Linked DNA regions of Homo sapiens: regions 1, 3 and 4 are each linked to region 2. Evidence: chromatin loops called from intact Hi-C (ENCODE). Cell type or tissue: mammary epithelial cell. All regions are shown on one strand.

What was found. Peaks named below come from ENCODE experiments on the same cell type or tissue, not always from the same donor. Only the 100,000 strongest peaks of a DNase experiment are listed, where the experiment ranks them.
Region 1: a loop joins it to region 2, with 13 times the contacts of the local background. A loop is called at or near these places in 2 of 110 quality-filtered maps.
Region 3: a loop joins it to region 2, with 15 times the contacts of the local background. A loop is called at or near these places in 13 of 110 quality-filtered maps.
Region 4: a loop joins it to region 2, with 10 times the contacts of the local background. A loop is called at or near these places in 10 of 110 quality-filtered maps.

What each region holds. Positions count from the first base shown.
Region 1 is chrX:16,303,142-16,308,141 of GRCh38, reverse strand. No RefSeq gene overlaps it. Among named protein-coding and RNA genes, the nearest start is that of MAGEB17-AS1, 140 kb to the right of the region's middle. In mammary epithelial cell, no CTCF peak of the experiment used is centred here; no DNase peak of the experiment used is centred here; H3K27me3 peaks cover 178 bases.
Region 2 is chrX:16,120,978-16,125,977 of GRCh38, reverse strand. It overlaps GRPR (gastrin releasing peptide receptor), which reads right to left and starts at 2,413. Exons shown (of 3, transcript NM_005314.3): 1 at 1,612-2,413. The coding sequence starts at 2,024. RefSeq lists an enhancer at 2,418-2,712. In mammary epithelial cell, a CTCF peak has its summit at 2,585 (motif pointing left); a DNase peak (open chromatin) is centred at 2,537.
Region 3 is chrX:16,210,124-16,215,123 of GRCh38, reverse strand. No RefSeq gene overlaps it. Among named protein-coding and RNA genes, the nearest start is that of MAGEB17-AS1, 44 kb to the right of the region's middle. In mammary epithelial cell, a CTCF peak has its summit at 2,515 (motif pointing right); no DNase peak of the experiment used is centred here.
Region 4 is chrX:15,928,377-15,933,376 of GRCh38, reverse strand. No RefSeq gene overlaps it. Among named protein-coding and RNA genes, the nearest start is that of AP1S2, 76 kb to the right of the region's middle. In mammary epithelial cell, a CTCF peak has its summit at 2,601 (motif pointing left); no DNase peak of the experiment used is centred here.

The sequences.
Region 1 (5,000 bases), 180 kb before region 2:
GCTCTCAATTCTGTAGGTCGAAAGTCCAATACAGCATGGCTGGATTATCTGCTCAAGATATCACAAGGCTGAAATCAAGAGTTCAGCTAGACTGAGTTCTCATCTAGAGGCTCTGAGGAAAATTATGCCTCCAAGCTCATTGTTGTTGGTAGAATTCAGTTCCTTGTTGTAATAGGACTGAGGTTGCACTTTCTTTGCTGGATGTCAACCAGAAGCTGTTCTCAACTCCTAGAGGCTACCTGAATTTCTTGCCACATAACCCCTCCATCTTCAAGCCAGGAAGGGCACGCTGCATCCTTCTCATGCTTTGAATTGCTGACTTCCCCACTGTGACTAGCTGGATAAAAATCTCTGCTTTTAAAGCTCTCATGTAATTAGGTCAGGCCCACCCAGATAATCTTAGCAACTGACTTGGGGCCTTGATTAAATCTGAAAAAAAAAAAAATCTCTTCATAGCAGTATTTAGATTCCTGTTTGATTGAATAACTGGGAGAAGGTGTAAATACACTGGGAGTCAGAAATCTTAAGAGGCCATCTTAGAACTCTGCCTTCTACAATACTACATGTATATGTGCATAAGAAACAAGAAAGAATATGCTTGACTTCTAAGTCCCTATTTCTATAATTGGTCACAAATTTATGGTTGATCTTTATAAATTCCTTTTTTTACTACCTATTCCATGTTCCTTGTGTCCTCAGCCAGCACTTCAGCTGATGGAGGTTCCTTATCTGGTGAGGTTACTTGAAACTTCCTTCTTGAAGGAATCTAAATGCCCAGTGATGTCAACAGAAAGAATTATGATATAAAGCAAAGAAAAGGATATAAGAATGGTAATTCTATCAGTACAAAACCAGAAAGTAACACTGAAATGAGGAAATCAAGAACAGATGTAGCTGTCATATAAAAACATGTTAATAGGCTTAACTTACTCTTTAAAGAAAAAAAAAACTCCTCAGATTGGGTGACAACTCGAGGTTCTGTTCAAGATAATCCAAGATAGAGCAAGATGACCAAAATCAAAATTAAAGCTACAGGAGACCCAAACTATACAATATGGAAATATATTGAACAGTGTGCAATGAAAATAGAAAATACACCTTTCTTTGAGTATCCACAAAATTGTTGGGGAAATTGGCTACATATTAGTCCACCAGAAAAAATGTAATAACTCTCTTTTCTTTTTTTTTCAATTTAGAAAGTTTATTTTGCCAAAAAATATAATAACTTTCAAAAGACAGAATTTTCTGATCACAGTGCTATAACTTGAAGTTAATAACAATTTTTTTAAAAAAGGTCTTTTCACCTGGAAATTAAAAAAAAAAAATACCTTTCCCTTAAATATTCTTGAGTAAATTTTAAAGAATTTCTAGCCAAAAAAGAGATAAAGAAAATACTAGATACCAGCACATACAGGCTAGAGCTAAATCAGTGATCAGAGTAAAATTTATTGCTGAAAATACATAAAAAAAAGAAATGTAATAAAGCATCCAACTAAACAAAAGGAGAAAAGAGGACTTAATAAAGAAAAATCTAAAAATAAAATCAGAACCAAAAAAAGTATTATTAATAAATAAATAACCAAAAATGCTTTTGTTAAAAAAGAACAAAATGAGTAAGCAATAAGCTAATGTAATTTTTTAAGTAGGAAATTATGAATGCATAAAATAACAGATGACAATTAGAAATAGCCACAGAAACCACAGATTAGGGAAAATAAATAAGTTAAGAGATTACCTTGCAAAACACCCTGAAAATAAATTTAGAAACCAAAAAAGATTAATATTATACAAAAATTTAATTTTGTATATTTATGCATAATTTTATTTTTGTATGTTAATATAATTTTTGTATAATATTAACAATCAAGAACAAACTCCAGAAGAGATAGAAAACTTAAATAGTCTGACTTTCATAGTGGAACTAAAATTGGTGATGAGTTTCAAAGTCCAGTGAGCTTCACAGGGGAATTCTACAAAACCTTAGAAGAGCAGACAATTCCACTGATGTTTATATTTTTCCAAAGCTTAGGAAAAGAAGAACATTCCCAAAAGTATTTTATGAAGAAAGTATAACATCAGTACTGAAAGCCTAAAAAAGATCACAATATAAACAGACTACTTGAGTTTGAATTTCAGCTCTGCTACTTACTAGATTTGTTATTATGGATAAGTGACTAATGTCTCTGTGCCTCAGTGTCTTTATTTATAAGGAACTTTCTAAGTCACAGGTGACTGCATGGTACCATGGAGGTTCTAACAGAGCACTGGCCTGGACTGTCACCCAACAATGCAGAAAGTATCCACTGGGAGTGGACATGTTCATGAGTAAATGTGACACACCCTCAGAGTCCAAACAATGCTTGGGACAGAAAGTTTTGTCTGGAGGTGAAGTCCTGTATTACAAAGGTAGAAGCAATAAGCAAACAAAATTTGGGTTGCTGTGACTTCATTTGTGTGGGTACGGATTGGTGAAGCTTAAGGTTACTTGAGTTAAATTTGCAAAATATGCAAAAATATTCCCTTATATACTCTTGGGTGCAGAGAAAGGAATGGAGCTAAGTCTGTGGGGCCCTGAAAGGTTAGACACAGTACAGTAGAAAAGGTGTAGCTCATCTTGGTTACTTCTCTAGGTACCTCACCATACAAGTCACCTAATATCTCAAAGCCACAATTTCCTCATCTTCAAAGTTTGGCTGATTAAACTATCTGTCTGGAGGGTTGTTGTGAGCATCAGCTGAGGGCGCTCTTTGTCCTATTTTCTTCATCTGTCATCTCTCTCCTGGCCTCCCTTACTTCCCTATACAATCTGGACCTCTACTGTGAATGCCCTCATAGACCCATCCTATAATTATTTCCATCCCCCACCTTCCCCCCCAAAAAACCAATCTCTGGATTATTGTCGTCACTTACATTCTCTGCTTTTACATCTAGAGACTGAGCACTGCTGGCAGAAATCACACAACCACACAGCTAGGCACAACTACCTACTCACAAAGTCAATCTTGGTTGGACGCACAGTACCACCCCTTGATTATTTCACTTGTCCTTTCTCAGATTTCTCTCACATTCTTCTCCATGAATGTTGTAAATCTTCACTATTCTCCTCAAGCCATCATTTACTCCATGACCTCCACACTCTCAGCAGATGACAAAGCCTCTTTCTATGTGGAGGATGATTCTTCAACTTTCAGCCCCGCCTCCCTGTGAATACATCTTTATTCATGCCCATCCTTAACTTCCGTCCTCCAGGCTTCAAAAGTGCTAGTTCCCTCGTCTTGTTGACAACTGACCAGGCCTTCCGTTTTAGCCCTCTGGTTGCCCTCCATCCCCTCCTTTTCCTCAGGATCCTGCTCCCCTAGTCATAACCTCTCTTGAAAGGCTTTGCCTTTCTGCTGACTCCTTCTCTTAGCCAATAAATATCCTAAAGTCTCTCCCTTCCTAAAACACCTCTTTGCACATCTGTCCCTTTTCCTTACCATCCAGTCTCTCTCACCTCTGCTTCTCATCTTTCCCACTGGCTATTTCCACTGTCTCACTTTCCATTCATATCTCAACCCACAGCAATTTGGCTTCTGTCTCTATCAAATCACATTATATAAAGTGACCAGGGATCTCCTAATTGCCAAATACAAAGGACACATTCTACCTTTTATCTTGCTAGAACGCTCAGCTCTTTTGATATTCCATGGTTACAAGGCAAGACAACCAGCTAAGAGTGAGAAAGGAGGTAGTGATGTCTGAAAGAAACAGGCTTCTGAATCCATTTTTCAAGAATGCATCACATCAAATAGTTCTTCCACTAAGTTAGAAATGCAAATAGCAATAGAAGCCATGCACTGTGTATTAAATGGACTAAAATAATGCCATCAATATAATGGTGGATTCTTTGAGTGATTTAAGTATCAAAACTACCAGTTATCTACTTGTTTGTGACCATAAACAATAATTAAATGATGCAAATAATGCTATTTAAAAGTCCAAGTGTTTTTAATATTATTGAAGCCCCAAAAATTGCTCCAAAAGTTTTTAAGTGACGGAAGCCTTTTTTAGAATGCTAGAATAGAAAATTGTTAACAATTGTTGAAGAAGCACAGGCAGCCTCATTTTCTGCTACTAACTTTACAGAATTCATTAAATATCATACAGATCTGGATAACACAAAATTCTAGAGTTGTAAGAAAAATTACAGAAAATTGGAAATGACACTAGAACTATGTGAAAGTACAAACTAACAACACATCTGAGATTCTGTCCAAGTTGTGTAAAAAATGAAAGTCAACAGTTACATCCACTTGGGGCAAAGTTAATAACAGAGATGTAATTAAGGTAGAATATAATTAATAAAAGAAAGGGTTGTTTGTGAAAAGTAAAAAATAAAAGTGTCATTCTTGGATGAGCAGTTTACATGTCCAGAAGAAGGGAACTGTTTGGTTTCCATGTGCTTCCCTACCATGATGTTTGATGCAGAACTCCAGGGAATTATTACAGATGAAATCAAGATATTAGCAACTCATGGAGTTAAGGGAGACAGAGGTGATAGGAAATCATATTCTAAAAGGATAGTCAAGGCTGTGATATGAATTGACTGATATTACATAGACAATTTACAATGTCAAGTAAATACAGACCAGATATGTTGGATGCCAAGACAACAACTGGACTATGCCACATCTCAGAATTGTTGTTGAGGATAAACTTTCAGGGAAAGCTGTCTGTAACTTCTGGAAATTTCTAGCAGACAAGAGGACAGCAAAAGAGAGTCTAGGGCAGTAAGGTATCCCATCAGGTACAGAGCATGAGGACACATCACAAAGGAAGTCAGAAGGGAGGTGCCTGAGAAAAATCATCTTTAGGTTAGAGCCCTGGCAGGATCCAAACTCTCACTTCAAGGATTTTCAAGACCAAGTCTGGGTCTCACGATGAACATTATATTAATTTTCTATGGCTGCTATAATAAATTACCATTAATTTAGTGGATTAAAATGACACGATTTATCATC
Region 2 (5,000 bases):
CACTCACCAACCCGGAAACCAAAATCTCTCCTTCCCATTAAGAAAATTACCCTCATCCTGAAGAGCCCTCGGCCATTGGTAACAAGCCACAGCCCTTCTGCCAGCTCCAGAGTTTGCCAGCCCTGAATCAATACATGAAACTGTCTGTGGTCATTGGTATCTGTGGGCAGATGTGCAGGGGAGGATGTGCAAGCCGAAGGGGAATGGAGGGAATGGAGAAACTCTGTCCAGTCGGTACAATGTGCAAACCTTACTTCTGTGCTATTACTTTTCAGACTTTGAAAATGTCGTGTGCTGGGCAGTGTGCTTCAGGTAGCTAAGCATAAACACATGTCTATAAATACTGATAACACTATCTTTATTTGTCCATTACTCAACAAAGCCAGATCACCTGAGGACTGTTTGTTCCTCTACAAAATGAGAATCCAGCACCACATGTATTAAAATGTGGGACATTTTCTTCGGAGTATAAACTTTCAAGAGCAGCATCTATGTCTTTTCCAGAACACTCTCAAATCCTTCTGTATCTTTAACACATAACATACAGTTGATTATAAGTGAAAAATTTATAGTCTAGGTTCATTGCAGCAGTTTTTCTGGGTTTGACCATATGGTCTATGCTGTGTCTGAAAGTCTATTCATTACTATGTCCAATTTCCAGAACACAGAAGTACATAAAGTATGTTCAGTAATTTATGTGAACAACCTGCAGCTATTTCTTGACTTGCTAATTCAGGTAAGTGTTTCTTACATGCTAGACACTTGATAAATGTTCAAAGAATGAATATATAGTTTTAAGACTGAATAAACGTAAACTTTTATGCAATGTGCTCACACAAGAAATGCAGTTTGCAAATATGTATATTTCCCAGAATAAAAAACTGTAGTGAACTCCCTCTTCCTCCCCACAATAAGCCCCAAAAGCATGGTATATGAAGTATTGTCAATAAAGATATTAAAATTAGAAATCAACCTTGAATAGAGCTTTCTCCAGAAAATTTTAAAAACTCAAATAATGTTTGATTTCATTTAAGAGAGACTTAGGAAAACCGGCATACAATTGTTCTATCACAGAGAGTCAAATTCAAAATCAGCTGTGAGAAAAGTTAAACTGTCTGAGGAAAATGAATTTCAGAGAAATGAGGCTTATTTTCTCCTCTTGGTTATTTCTGAAAGAACGTTTTGAAGAAATCCAGTGGAACTTTCCTGTTCTCTGAGGGGTTTCAATTGCTCCTAAAAAACATTTGCCTGAGGTTTAAACTCTATTGGGTGTGATTGTCTTTCTCACTGGTCAATTAATTTTGCAAGGAGGGAGAAGTTAGGAAAAGGCAATGCTAAATAGATATGTCTCCAGAAAAAGGCACCTCAGTTTTCTGCTTAGAGATTTTTTTTTTCTCATCTGTCTCCTTCTGTCCCCATCATTCACTTTTCTTTCTTAAACCAATATGTTACACTCAAGAAGTCATACCCAGAATAAAAACCTGCCTGGAAGGGAATCCGTGTTTGAGTAAAACTTCCCTTGTGCAATCAGCTCCCTGTCCCGACATGGTAGTTCATTTACCCAGGCGTCTATCACCCTTGGAGAGCATGTAACTTTCAGCCTGTACTTACCTGTCTGCCGAGAGCGCCGTGAGTGTGAAGACAGACACCCCAACAGAGGTAAGCTGTATAAAGGGGATCAGTTTGCAGCCAATCCTGCCAAATAGCCATCTGTCAGCCAGGTACCTGCTGGCATCCACTGGAGCACACGTTATTAGGAGGAGCAGGTCTCCCAAAGCCAGACTGGAAATGAACAGGTTTGGAACGTTTCGCATGGACTTGACTGTACAGAAGATCTTGATCAAAGTGATGTTGCCAATGAGGCCTATCAGAATGATAACCCCATAAACTGCAGGGATGACATAGAGGATCCCCGGGTGGGACCAGTCATCGTTCACGGGGAGATCCGCACTGTGACTGGAGATGTTGCAGTGCATGAAATGGTCCACCTCCAAGTTCAGAAGGAAACAGTCATTTAGAGCCATCTCTAGATTTTTTTTCCCACCTAAAAGTTCCCTTAGATGCTATTTCTTAACTATTGATTTTGCAACCGAGTGAAGATGAAGATAAGATCTATGCCGGGCTCTTTGCCTTCTTTAATAAAAATACTCTGAGTACATATATACTAACTATGGTATTCAAAACTCTCTGTCACTATTTTGACACTGGTGCTGCTCTGGCTTTCACATGACCAGTGCAATACAACTCTAAATTCAATAAGTTAACAACAACAAAACTTAGCCACAAAAAGGCTTAGAATTAAACCCACTCTGCATCAGTTCTTTCTACCTCCATTCTAGTCTGAGTCTCCCTGGCTGCAGTTTACTAAGAACTTTTGGCCTGCTATTTTCCCACAGCGTCTTTCCTGATATTTAGAATCTGGAGGTTTAAAGTGGGTAGAAAAAAACTGCACTGAGAAATCCTCAAATCCTATAGGCAGGATGCTTTGCACGTCACGGGCTTCACCAGCAAACGGCAGCTCCGCTGAGCTGAGGCTCTGAAGAGGAACCAGTGTTACTTATAGACAGAGAATGCCAGCCCCCTGCTGGACACTTCAATCACTGCCCAGTTGCCTGCTTTCTCCAGATGAGAAGCAACCAGCCGACTGCAGTTCCTACCTAGCTTAACAGATACCTTTGGCTTCTCATGTAAGCACATAGCACCTAGGGTAGGTATTTAATAAATGTTGCTAGCATTCTGCAAAGGCACTGAAAATCTTTCTGATACTATCCCCATGAATCCAGATGGGGATTTACATCCCATTTTCTCATTTTTTCTAATTCATTAGAATGACATGTCAATATTGCTATCAAATGAGGTCTGTCTTTGAATTAAACGCACACTGATGCACAGGGTGTCCATGTGTGAGTTATCCCACTCAGTCTTCCCACTGCCTCTTTGAACAGGGACTGATCCTCAGAAACACATGCACAGACTCACACCTTAAACCTTCAGCAACTGACATCTGGAAAAGCCAGAAGCACAATGCACACATGTTCTTTCCTGTAGATTTGCCAAGCCATTCCTATTCTGTTTACCAGGGAGAAATTAAATTGGGAACCAGCTGTATTCTTAACTCTCAATGATCAATAGTCTTTTCCAGAAAAATGGGTCTTTTCTCATCTGATCTAAAAATTTTATGAATCGGCATTTTGATGCAGCTATTTGCATTTTTAATTGAATGTTTGCCATGTTTTATAGCAAATATCCTCTTTATAGCCCTGTGTGGAAAATAAAGAACTATAAAAGCGTGATAGATACAATACTGAGGAATTGAGTGGGTGGTAAAAGAAGTAAGTTATCGTTGAAGGAGTGCTAGAAAAAGCTTAATTGAGGAAGTGCTATTAGAATCAGGCTTAGACCTTTAGCCAACAACTTCTAAATACATTATTAGAGTGCATCTTTATGACGTATGTGAAGCCAGCTCCTCCAGGTACATGACGTGAAGCCAGTCACTAACAGGTGAAGTCTCATTTTTCAGAACCCATAAGGAATAACAAAACTTGCACTTACCATGCCAGGGCCCACAAAGAAAGCCCCCAACTGTGTTGTTATGGACATTTCCAGTGGCAGGTTCCAACACTGAGGCTGCTGCCATGCTTTCTATGTAAATATGAAAGGCTCAGCGCCCCTCTCTGCCAGCAGGAGGGAGACTGATGCTGCATGGCTAGAGGTGGAAGAGCTTCTCGGCAGAGATCAGTAGCACCAGTAACCAGCCAATAGCCATGAGCCCAGTGGTGTTGATTAGTTGCCAGCAATATAGCTTAATGATACAGTACACAGGCTCTGCTTCAATCCTGGCTCCCTCATTTATAATTATGGCAAGTTACTTAGTGTCTTAAGCTTCAGGTTCCTCATCTGCAGGGTGAGGAGAACTTATGAAGTTAGATGAAATGATTCATGTTAAGATTGCATAGTATTTGGCACATAGTAAGTGCTCAATTAATATTAGCACTTATTATTATTATCATTATTAGATTGAGGGGGAAAGGCTTACTTTGGAAAAGCCCAATGAGTTCAGAAGAGTGATTGACCTCAGATCAATAGGCAAGCACTCATACGAGTGAATTAGCAACTCCTTTATTTACTTGAAAAAAATTTATCAAACATCTACCAGTTGCCAGGCACTGAGCAAGAGGCTGAGAAAAATAGCATGAAGATGTGTACTCTCACAGCTCTTTAGACCCCAACCCCTCTCTGGAGTGAAGCAACTACCTTTTCTCCAGAAAAGACGATATCTTTAAAGGTTAAGTGTTGACAAGGTCTTTTGAATGAAGAAAATCATATGTGCCTAGGATCAAGGCATAAAGGAAAGAGCATGACATTGAGCAGAGGGACATCTATAAATCCAGAGGGTCACCCAGATTGGAAGACAGGGGTGGAAAAAGAACAGCGTGAAATGCAGCTAGAAGCAGGTTTGGGTGAGATTGTGATGGATCTTGTATTCTTGCTAAGAAGTTTGGTCTAAAAGGCATATTTTTGGTTCACAAAGAGAACTTCTGGATGTTGTTTCCCTTTATTTCTTTAGACACCCCTGTGTGCTGAGTCAGCCTCACTACTTAAATCTAATTGGGTGGTTAGTGTTTCTTCCAATGTAAGTTAAGGGGATGCTGATAGATATTGATTTCTCATAGCTGGTGTTAGCATTATGTGTTCCACAGCACTATAGATTCTTCTAATGGTATTTTAGGAGTAAAGGTGCGTTGAGGTTTGACATCTAATATTTTCGGGGATCAAGGATGCTTTAAAAAGCTAATTCGGGCCAGGTGCGGTGGCTCACGCATGTAATCCCAGCACTTTGGGAGGCCGAGGCGGGTGGATCATGAGGTCAGGAGATCGAGACCATCCTGGCTAACACAGTGAAACCCCGTCTGTACTAAAAATACAAAAAATTAACCAAGCGTGGTGATGGGCACCTGTAGTCCCAGCTACTTGGGAGGCTGAGGCAGGAGAATGGCGTG
Region 3 (5,000 bases), 89 kb before region 2:
TAGATCTGGGTTCTAGACCCAGTTCTGCCAGCTAGTAGCTGTATGACCTTGTGTAACTTTTCTAACCTCTCTAGTTTCCTCAAATAATCATACTATCTCCTAAGGTTGTTATAAGAATTAAAATTAGGCCGGGCGTGGTGGCTCACGCCTGTAATCCCAGCACTTTAGGAAGCCAAGGCAGGTGAATCATTTGAGGTCAGGAGTTCGAGACCAGCCTGGCCAACATGGTGAAACCCCGTCTCTACTAAAAATACAAAAATTAGCCAGGCATGGTGTTGCACGCCTGTAATTCCAGCGACTTGGGAGGCTGAGACAGGAGAATGGCTTGAGCCTGGGAAGTGGAGGTTGCAGTGAGCTGAGATCGCACCACTGCACTCTAGTCTAGGCAAGAAAGTGAGACCCTGTCTCAAAAAAAAAAAAAAAGAAAAGAAAAAGAAATGCAGAATCTAAGGCCCCATCCCAGATCTGCTGACCCAGAATATGCATTTTAACAAGATGTTTCCCTGATTCATATGGACTTTAAAGGTTGAGAAGCACTGATATAGAACATACAGTAACATATAAATCAGACAATTAAGTACAGTATTAATCATGTGATGTTTATTAATTGATGGTTCCCAGCTGATGGATGCTGGGCCACATTAAAATCATATGGGAAACTAACATGCAGACCCAGCCCCAGAGATTGTGAAATTCAAGTGGGGCCCAGAAAAAAATTTTTTATGGTTCACAGCCAGCTATGGGAGCAGGGTATGAGAAGTGGGAGTTCTGAAAAAGGATGAAATGAAGCAGAGGAGTGGGCCTTGACTGACCCTTGAAATATGGGTTCCATTTTTGGAGAATGAGGAGAATATATGCACGTGTGTATGTGGAAACAAGACTGTAAGACAATGTTATTGTAGCTTCTTCCAGAGAGGGAGAAATAAAAGCACAAACGAAGGAAATATTGCTCCCTGGGGAATTTTGGCAGAATTTTAAAACAATAACATTTCTCTGGTTAGAAACAAGGATGATACCATGCTGCTCATAATATCTCAGGGGCCAATGTCACATTTGATTTATGTTTAGAAACAATTTGAATGGATAGAACATTTTTCTTCTCAATTCCCACTTGGGGCTAATATATAGTCTTTTTCTCACATAAAAACAGTTTTCAACTCTTGCTCTACATTGAGCAGAAATAATCTAAGCTTGGATTCATTTCAAGATGTTTCCCATCAGCTGGGAAACATTTCTGTGCATTGGCACTATAGTTTAACTTCAATGAGTTCATTAAAAATCAAATAGGATAGTGGGGTGTGATTATAATTTGAAATGTGGGAAATGCTATACAAATGTCAGCTCATGATATGACTCTTTCTGGCCTTCCTATGGTTTGTATTCCTTCTGCCTCTTTCATCCCTTCCCCCTTAAGTCTAACTCTGCGCACAACCTTGCTATTCACCATGGGTCTTCTTGACTCGTGATCAGATCAGATGTTCCTCCCTCCACAATTTTCTTGATACTTTTTTGTTGTTGTTAACTCTATACTTACACGTCCAGCGTTTCACTTTATAATTTTGGGCCTATAAATTATGCATTTATATGCAGGTTTTCTCTATGAGACTTGAAGCTCTTTGAGGCATATGATAATGTCTTATTCATTTTTGAAAATCTAATGCTGGAGGTTCACTTCTCATATGTTTGTGGAGGGGAGGAAAAAATAATTTTCTCCTCTATCCTTCTGAGTTCTTAATTGAGATGGATGTCTTTAACAAAAGACAGATTAACAAGAGAAAATCCAACAGAAGTTTAATAGCATGTATACCTCATGTATACATGGGAGATACTCAAGGGAAATGAGTAACTCTTTAAGAGATGGCTTTGATTTCAGACTTAAATATCATCTTTAACTGAAATCAAGAAAGAAGCGTGTTGGGAGGCCAGTAACGAGGAGGTGGCCAGGAAAAGCATGGTAAACAGGGTAAGGTTTGTGGTGCAGAAGTTTAATATAAAGACATAAAAGTAACTCTAAGGGATAACTTAGAGAGAGAGACAAAGAGGAGTGGGGAGGAAGAGAGAGGAATCAAGGAGGAAAAACTTAGAAGAGGGCCTGTTCCCCAAGGATGCGTTTAGACCTCATTGCAGAGGATGTGGCCACAGCCTACTGGATAATGAAGAAGTTTGCTGGGTTGCCCTGACCAGAGCTGGGCCACAGTCACACAGCCACAGAGGCTGATAGGCTGGGGCATAGAGGGAGTCAGGGTATCTGCAGTCCACTCACTGGCAGGGTGGTACACAGCCCTTGATACATGGTGCCTTTGTGGGAGGGCTGTAGAAACTAATCACTGGGGCACCAGTGAGCCAAGGCACTTGGGTGGGTGTGCAGAGAGAGCTGGGGTATCACTGCCAGCATGAGGCCTGGAGTTCACCAGTGTCCACCTTAGGAGGGCCATGTCATGGAGATCACTGGATCTGGGCCAGGCTGTGGGATTACTGAGTTTTGGTACACTCTCAGCACATAGCTGGGACAGAGCACCACTAGATGTCCCTATACACATGCACCATGCAGCAGAAGCAAGAAAAAGCAAAAATCAGCACAATGGAACCAGGAAAAGAAGGCCCCTTCCTCCTGTAATGTCCCTCTACTGACAAAGCTGACTGTAAAGGACATGTTTACTATAAAGGACAAATGATTTAAGAGTCTAGGCTATTGTTGCAGAGCAGGTACTGAAGGGTGAATTTGGAGTTGAGAGGCAATAAATTCATGACTGACATGTATTGCAAGTTTCCACCAGCTCTTTTGAGCTCCTACCATCCATGAAAACAGCATGGCCCAAAGAGCCACTGCATCTTCAGATTGAGTTCTACAATGTGGAGCAGACATGAACCATAGGTAGTGTTAGGCCTAGGCTGGCTGAGATCGTTGAAATGACAGCCAACTTATGACTCATGAGTATCAAACAAATATTCATTGCAGCAAGTTCTTGAGATATTTGAAGCTATTTGTCATACAGAAAAAAATAACTAATACATCGATTTTCCTCCATATCCCTTGTGCCAGTGCCTAGATTATAAGATGAGATCAATATATAGTTTTAATTGAATTGTTATACAGACTCTGGGTCCATTTTCTGATTTTTCTGAAGGTTTAGCCCACATGTTGTCTAATGGGCTACAAATTGAGTCACCACTTCAGGTACACAGCAGAACAGGAATAACATCATGAAGAATCTTAGTAGATTTCAAATTGGCTCTTTTAAAGAAAAAAAAAAAAAACTCTTTTAATGGAAAACTCAAACCCAGGAATTGCTTTTTAAGCTTTTGGAATCCACACAGCTCATTCAGTGTGGAACCTTTATATGATGCAGCTAGGCCATTAGGTCTGGCTTCATCATCTAAAGTGGTACCTTTTTTATGTGGCTTTGGGGGAACAAGGTGAAAACTAATCAGAAGATTGCCTTGTATGTGAGCTGGCTATTTATTGCTCAAAGGGTGAATTTATGGGTGAAGAGAGAAAACAGATAATCCAAACATGGCCCCTACTTGTAGGGTTGCAACTATCATACGTTAATTTTATGTTCTAATCTTTTTCTCCTGTTTGAGGTCACAGCACAACATCACACCCTCACATATAATTGACTACCAGTGAAGAATTCTGTCCTTTCTTAATTATTATGCTGATATTACTTTCATTACACCACAAAGAACCATCAGCAGGAATTAACACATTCTTCAGTCAATTGAAATTATGTTATTTAAAAAGACATTCCCTTTCAAAGATGCCTGGCAGAAATTCTGGCATCGTATCCTAAATATGATTGTTGGTTTGGCCACAAATGTTTTCCATTGCTAACAATATACTCGAGAGCTTTTCACTGGTTTTCATGATGCATATAGTAGAGCTTCCCCCTAATTTATTGACCAGAGCTATGTTTATGGAGCTTATCATCTCTATGTTCTGCCCCAAAACCCCATACTCCAAATGAGCTACACTTTATCTGTTGTCACTTTGGACTTCATGGTGCTGCTGCTACTAACAGTAGCCACTCCTTGCAAGTCATCAACACTCTGTCATGCAGGGGTTTTGATTTAGCTTTTCGTAGCAGGCTTTTCTGATTAAACACACTGTAAACTCTACCTTTCTCAATGGCATAGTTATTTATTTTCCTTCCAAGGATGTTCATTAAAGGGCTTTCAAAATAAAATAGTACATTATGTTGATATTCTTTTAGGTCCACAACCTCTCTATATTTTATACTTTTAAAGTTTCCCCTTTCTTTACTGTAATACTCATCTAAAGAATCCAAAATTGGTTTCCATTTGATTTTGTTTACTCTCTTTCTAAGTTCTCTTTTTCTGAGCTAAAATAACATTTGATATGTATCTCTGAATGAGGGTTTCCAAAGAGTAGAAATGACATGATCCCTTACAAGTGGAAGCTTTGGACAGAATGTAGACCTTGATAGAATTTTAGACAAAGTTTTCTTCAACTTTCTCCTTTTGCCATTGAGGTTTAGAGAGGCTAAGTGACCTGTACTAGGTTAAATAACTAAGTGATGGCATATTTGGGACCAGGAATCAGTCATCCTCTCTTCTCTCCCAGTTTTCTTTTCACTGGATCATGACACAGAATGATAAAATGGGAGAGCAGGGAGGGATGTTAGAGATTACTCTATCTAACCGTATTATTTGAAAGATGAGAAAGTAATGCTAGGGAAATTTGGATATCTGGCATGATCGTGATATTCTTGGCCTTCCAAAAAATATCTTTCATTCTTTTTAATCTCAAAATAAGAAGCTTTTCAGCAAATCTCCAGTCCCAGGGACTGGCCCTGGTGAGACAATTCACTGAGGAAATCTGTGGCTTACACCCACATGTCTGTTAGGAAGCTGAGCCATCTTCACGAGTAGGCAGAAAAAGGAGGTGCACTAGGAAATCTCTCTCAACCAAAATATCACCCCACACATATCCTCTTTGGGAGACTAACTCTTCTGGGTTCTGAAGGCTTCTTTCTATC
Region 4 (5,000 bases), 190 kb after region 2:
CTGCAAGGATTCGGAGTCAGGTAGCAGTGGCAAGAAAAAGCCAGTTCAGGCTGCAAGATCTCAGGGATGCTCAGGAATTGGAGTCACCAGGTACCTCTGAAGGTTGAGTGGCAGAAAGCTTTAAAAACAAAAGCCGTAGCTGAGGGCAGGGGTGCTAAACTGAAAATGGAGGAATTTACTCGAAGTTATTACATCCCAAATAGTGATATCCTCCCAGCTCCTTCCCCAACTTGGCTCTGAGAACATCAACAGCCACTCATTTACTGTCCAGATAAGAGAATGATCCCTGAGAAAACACCTAAGATACTAACATATGGGGATCCCCAAAGAACATCCAGGTGCCCTCTTAATCGCCTTACAATGAGATCCACCAATTGACAAGCCCCATTTATGTATGCACTGTTTCCACTAAACTAAGCTTATATTGAGTCTTTACTAACAAATGTATTTATTGAGCCCTTGCTAAGTGTGAGGTGTGTGTTAAACACATTATATACATTTAATCCTCAAAATAAATCCATCGAATGTGTATTATTATCTCCAGTTGCAGATAAAGAAACAAAGCCTCAAGTAAATTAAATATGTTTTCAAGGTCACCTAGCCTGTAAGTAACAGAGTGGGAATTTGAACTATTTGAACCACAACACCTCATGGCCCCGCTCTGGAGTATCCACCAGCCTCCTTAACTATATCCTTAACTATATCTTTAAACTATATTCCTACTTACTTACAAAAAGAATGTGTAATGGGGGTCAATTTTATCTCTGACTCAAGTAAGAGTTGAATAAAATGTAGCGCTTCTAAAAAAAAAAAAGCATTGCTGTACATCTTCCATTTCCTTCTCAGATTTACTCTTTCCCCAGCTCCTCTCTGTTCAGTGTCCTGGGAAGTCGAATCCTATGGACGGCATTAATACTCCTACTTGAATTGGCTAATAGGTGGGATTGGAGTGAGAGAGAAGATTGATTTAGATCAGGTCATTAATGTGCCAGCTCCCTCCATGTGTTGGCAGCATAGGCTGTCTACAATTCTCCAATGCAGATTACGACACCCATTGGGTGGTCCACAAAGCTCTCTCTCCTCTTGTTCTCCAGACTTAATGGTGGTAACAGCTCCACTGTTCTACCCTCAGGTACTGCATTCTCCCTTACAGTTTCCCTACACTCTGCCCGCACCTTTGGAAACAGTCCTTTTATTAAATTCTCTTCAAACCACCTAATTTGAATGTGTCATGTACCTCCTCCCAGGACCCTGATTGATTCAGAGCTTTAGATACATCTTAATCTGGGTTGACTAGGAAGTAGATGACAATAATATATTTTTAACTAATAACATGCAACATCTCTCTTTACTATAAATCTCTGGAATCATATGGTTTTGAAGGGTTTTTTTCTAGTTATATACTCATTATAGAAAAATTGGAAAACAAAGAAATTTATCACTGTAATTCCACAGGCTTCAGTCAATTGATATTAATACTTTGGTGAAAAAAAAGAAAGAAAAAAAAATACAACAGCCAGCCACAGTGCACGCCTGTAATTCCAGCAGTTTGAGAGGATGAGGCAGATGTATCACTTGAGCCCAGAAGTTTGAGACCAGCCTGGGCAGCATGGCAAAACCCTGTCTCTACAAAAAATACAAAAATTAGCTGGGTGTGGTGGCATGTGCCTTTAGTCCCAGCTACTCAGGAAGCTGAGGTGGGGGAATCTATTGAGCCCGGGAGGTGGAAGCTGCAGTGAGCTATGACCATGCCACTGCACTCCAGCCTGGGTGACAGAAGAAAAACACACACACACACAGCAGAGTAATAATTTGGAACTTCCTCAAACAGATATTCTGTAGATGATGTTCAGTGTTTCTAGAGAGAAGAGTAGGGGTAGTGTAGGGGAACAACAGAGTCTAAGGGTGCTTGGTACTCCCAGCCTCTCTTAACGTTCCCAGTAAAGCAACACCACCCTAAAATCCCACACTTCACTCAGCTGTACTTTGAGTTCACGCCTTCCTCACCTCCAACCAACTTTGCAAAGTATTCCTTCCAACCATGTGCAGTGCTGTGTGTGAAAAAAATTCTGTAAGCGCAGTTTTCTCCATCTTGGCAACATTGCCAATGATGTTTTAGGCCTCCAAAGAGTTTTTACCCACTCTGCTTTTTAACCATTGGTAACCTGGACTAATGTCCATGCCTTTTTTCCACTGTGGCACCAAACTAAGCATGGTACCTGGAGATCATTTCAACATTGTCAGCAGCGGTGAAGCCAAACAAAAACACAATATGCAATTTTCCAGTTATCCTGTAAAAATTTCAGCTTATCTTGTTTTAGTCACCTTCACCAAAGTCTCCACGTGAAGTGTTCACAAAGAGATGTTAATCTTGATCCATAGCTGGAACAAGGGGGAAAAATCAAATACGTGTTTATGCAATAAATACTTTAACTTGAATGGATGGAATGGGCTACAGATTAACAAGCCTCATTGACAGCGTTATTCACTCTTCTCCCTGTGAGGTGGAAAAACAAACAACTTGTATAACTGGGGAGTCAAACGCTTACAGCTGTTTGACTTCATACTGTTATTGCTAAAAGCACAGGAGCAATGGTGACATCTTGTGTCAGGTTAAAACGTAACAGGATCTTAATTCCTTGTGGTATCTACTAAGAGCCCCTCGGATGTGCCCTGGCTAAAATTCATCTTCATCTGCTCCTTTTAGCTATTGATAAAATAATAACACAGAGGTTTTCTCAGATGTAGAGATTAATCAATTTGCAGGAATGACAGGGAAAACTCTACTTGGCACCTGACTCATCAAACTGCCACCTCAAGTACAGGCCACCTAGGAGTCTCAGTCTAGTTCTTCAGCTCAGCCTTTCCACTTTGCCAGAATATCCCTGGCAAAATACACAGGCTCCAGGTTCATCCACTTATCAATCTGAAGCAGCCAGAGGGTAGCTGTGGAGCTCTAGTAATTGTACTTATTTATCCTACTGTTTTGAGCATTTCCCTGATCTTATTTCTTTGGCAGCACTTTGAACATCACATCACATGACTGGAACCTCTTGAGCCCAAAAGATGATGAATAAAATTCACTGCTTGTAGTAGTCGGCTGGGAGGCCAAATCTGTTTCATGTGCTCTCCATGAGAGCAGTGGTTCTTAATGTTGGCCACACAAAACCACCTGGGGAGCAATATCTGCATCCATCCCAGACCAATGAAGTCAGAATTTCTGGGGTTGGAAGCCAGACATTTTTTAAAAGCCCCCAGGTGGTCCTGGCATGCAGCTTTCACCCAGCTCTCTTGCCTTGGAAACCCAGCCACCGTGCTCTGAGGAAGCTCAAGCCACATGGAAAGGCATGAGTGGGAGATCCAGTCACTGTCCCAGCTCAGATCCCAGCCGACACCCAGAATCAACCGCCAGTTAACTGAGTGAGTGGGCCTTTGAATGATTCAAGCCCCAGCCTTCCAGCCACCCCAGCTGACGTGAAGCAGAGCAAAGACAAACTGTCCCCACTGACCCTGGCCCAAATGGCAGATTTATGAGCAAAATTAATGTTTTAAGCCACGAGGTGGTGGTCTGTTACACAGCAACAGATAACTGGAACAATTTATTCCCATTTTTAGATGAGGAAATGAAGGCAGCAAGGGTGGGGGAAATAACTTGCCCAAGTCCAGGCAGACGGTAACTGGCAGGGTCAGAATAGTCTTGTTCCAGGGCCCAGGCTCCACCACTCAGATTCTTCCCCTGGCTCAGCCCCCAACTGAGAGCAGGGGACTGTAAAACCTGAAACTGTGTAGGACTCTGCAAATAAAGAGCTCTGCTCAGCACCCTCAAACTCAGAGCAACGCAAGAGCAAGAGGAGACCAAAGACCTCCCTCTACCACAGACCACCCTGCTGCTCCAGGACCTTACAGGTCCAGTTGTTTAAAATGCACAGTGAATATGACAGCACCCAGCAGGAATGACAGTTCCTGAGGAACTCCTGGAATCTCTCAAGAGGCCCTTTACAGTGACCTGACGTCCCAGACATGGGTGGGAAGAATAGCCAATGGTATGTGCATTGGTTTTGTTCTTCTAACTCTATTTGTATAAGCAGAATGGAAAAGCCTGGAGAAACACAGCTGGCACATACATTATTTCTTTGTCAACATTGTCCATGTAATTAAGATAACCTTGTTACTTAGTTTTATAGCCTGTTTTATTTTTCACTTAAAATCCCTAGTAACCATTAACCTATTTCACCAATAGTTTTTGAAAAAAAATATTTTAATGGCTTATTTTATAAACTGGAAGTACCATGATTAATTTTAACCTCACTCCTATTGGACATTCAGGTTGTCTCCATTTTTTTTCATATCATAAATGATGCCATGATGTGCATCCTTGTGTCAAAAGATATAGACTTTGATGCAAATCTCTGATTTTTTTCTTAAAAACAACAACAGGCTGGATGTGGGGTCTCACACCTGTAATCCCAACACTTTGGGAGGCCAAGGTGGGAGGATCGCTTGAGCCCAGGAGGTCAAGGCTGCAGTGAGCCATGATGGCACCACTGCACCCCAGCCTGGACGAGAAAGTGAGACCCTGTCTCAAAACAACAACAACAACAACTTCTTAGAACTACTGTGTCAGGGAAAATCCTGTTTAAAGAATATTGATTAAAAATTATAGTATTTAATTTTCCCATGTTAATAATTTGCATTTAATAAATAAAAATTATTTCTTTATTTATTCTAAATGTATTGCCAAATAGCTTTCTAGGAAGGTAAGTCTTTCCTCAAAATAGTTCTCTATTCTTGCCATTTTCAATTCCTCTCCTCTCATTCTCCCTTACATCCACTTCACTTATGCCCTTGACCCCCTCATTCCACTGACCCCACTCTCTACAGTGCACTAGTGATCTTTACATTGCTGAATCTATGGCCAAATCTCCTCTTCCCGTGAGCAAACAGCAGCATTTGGCACAACCCATAAACTCTTCTCCCTGCTACATGGTCTTCACTCGGTT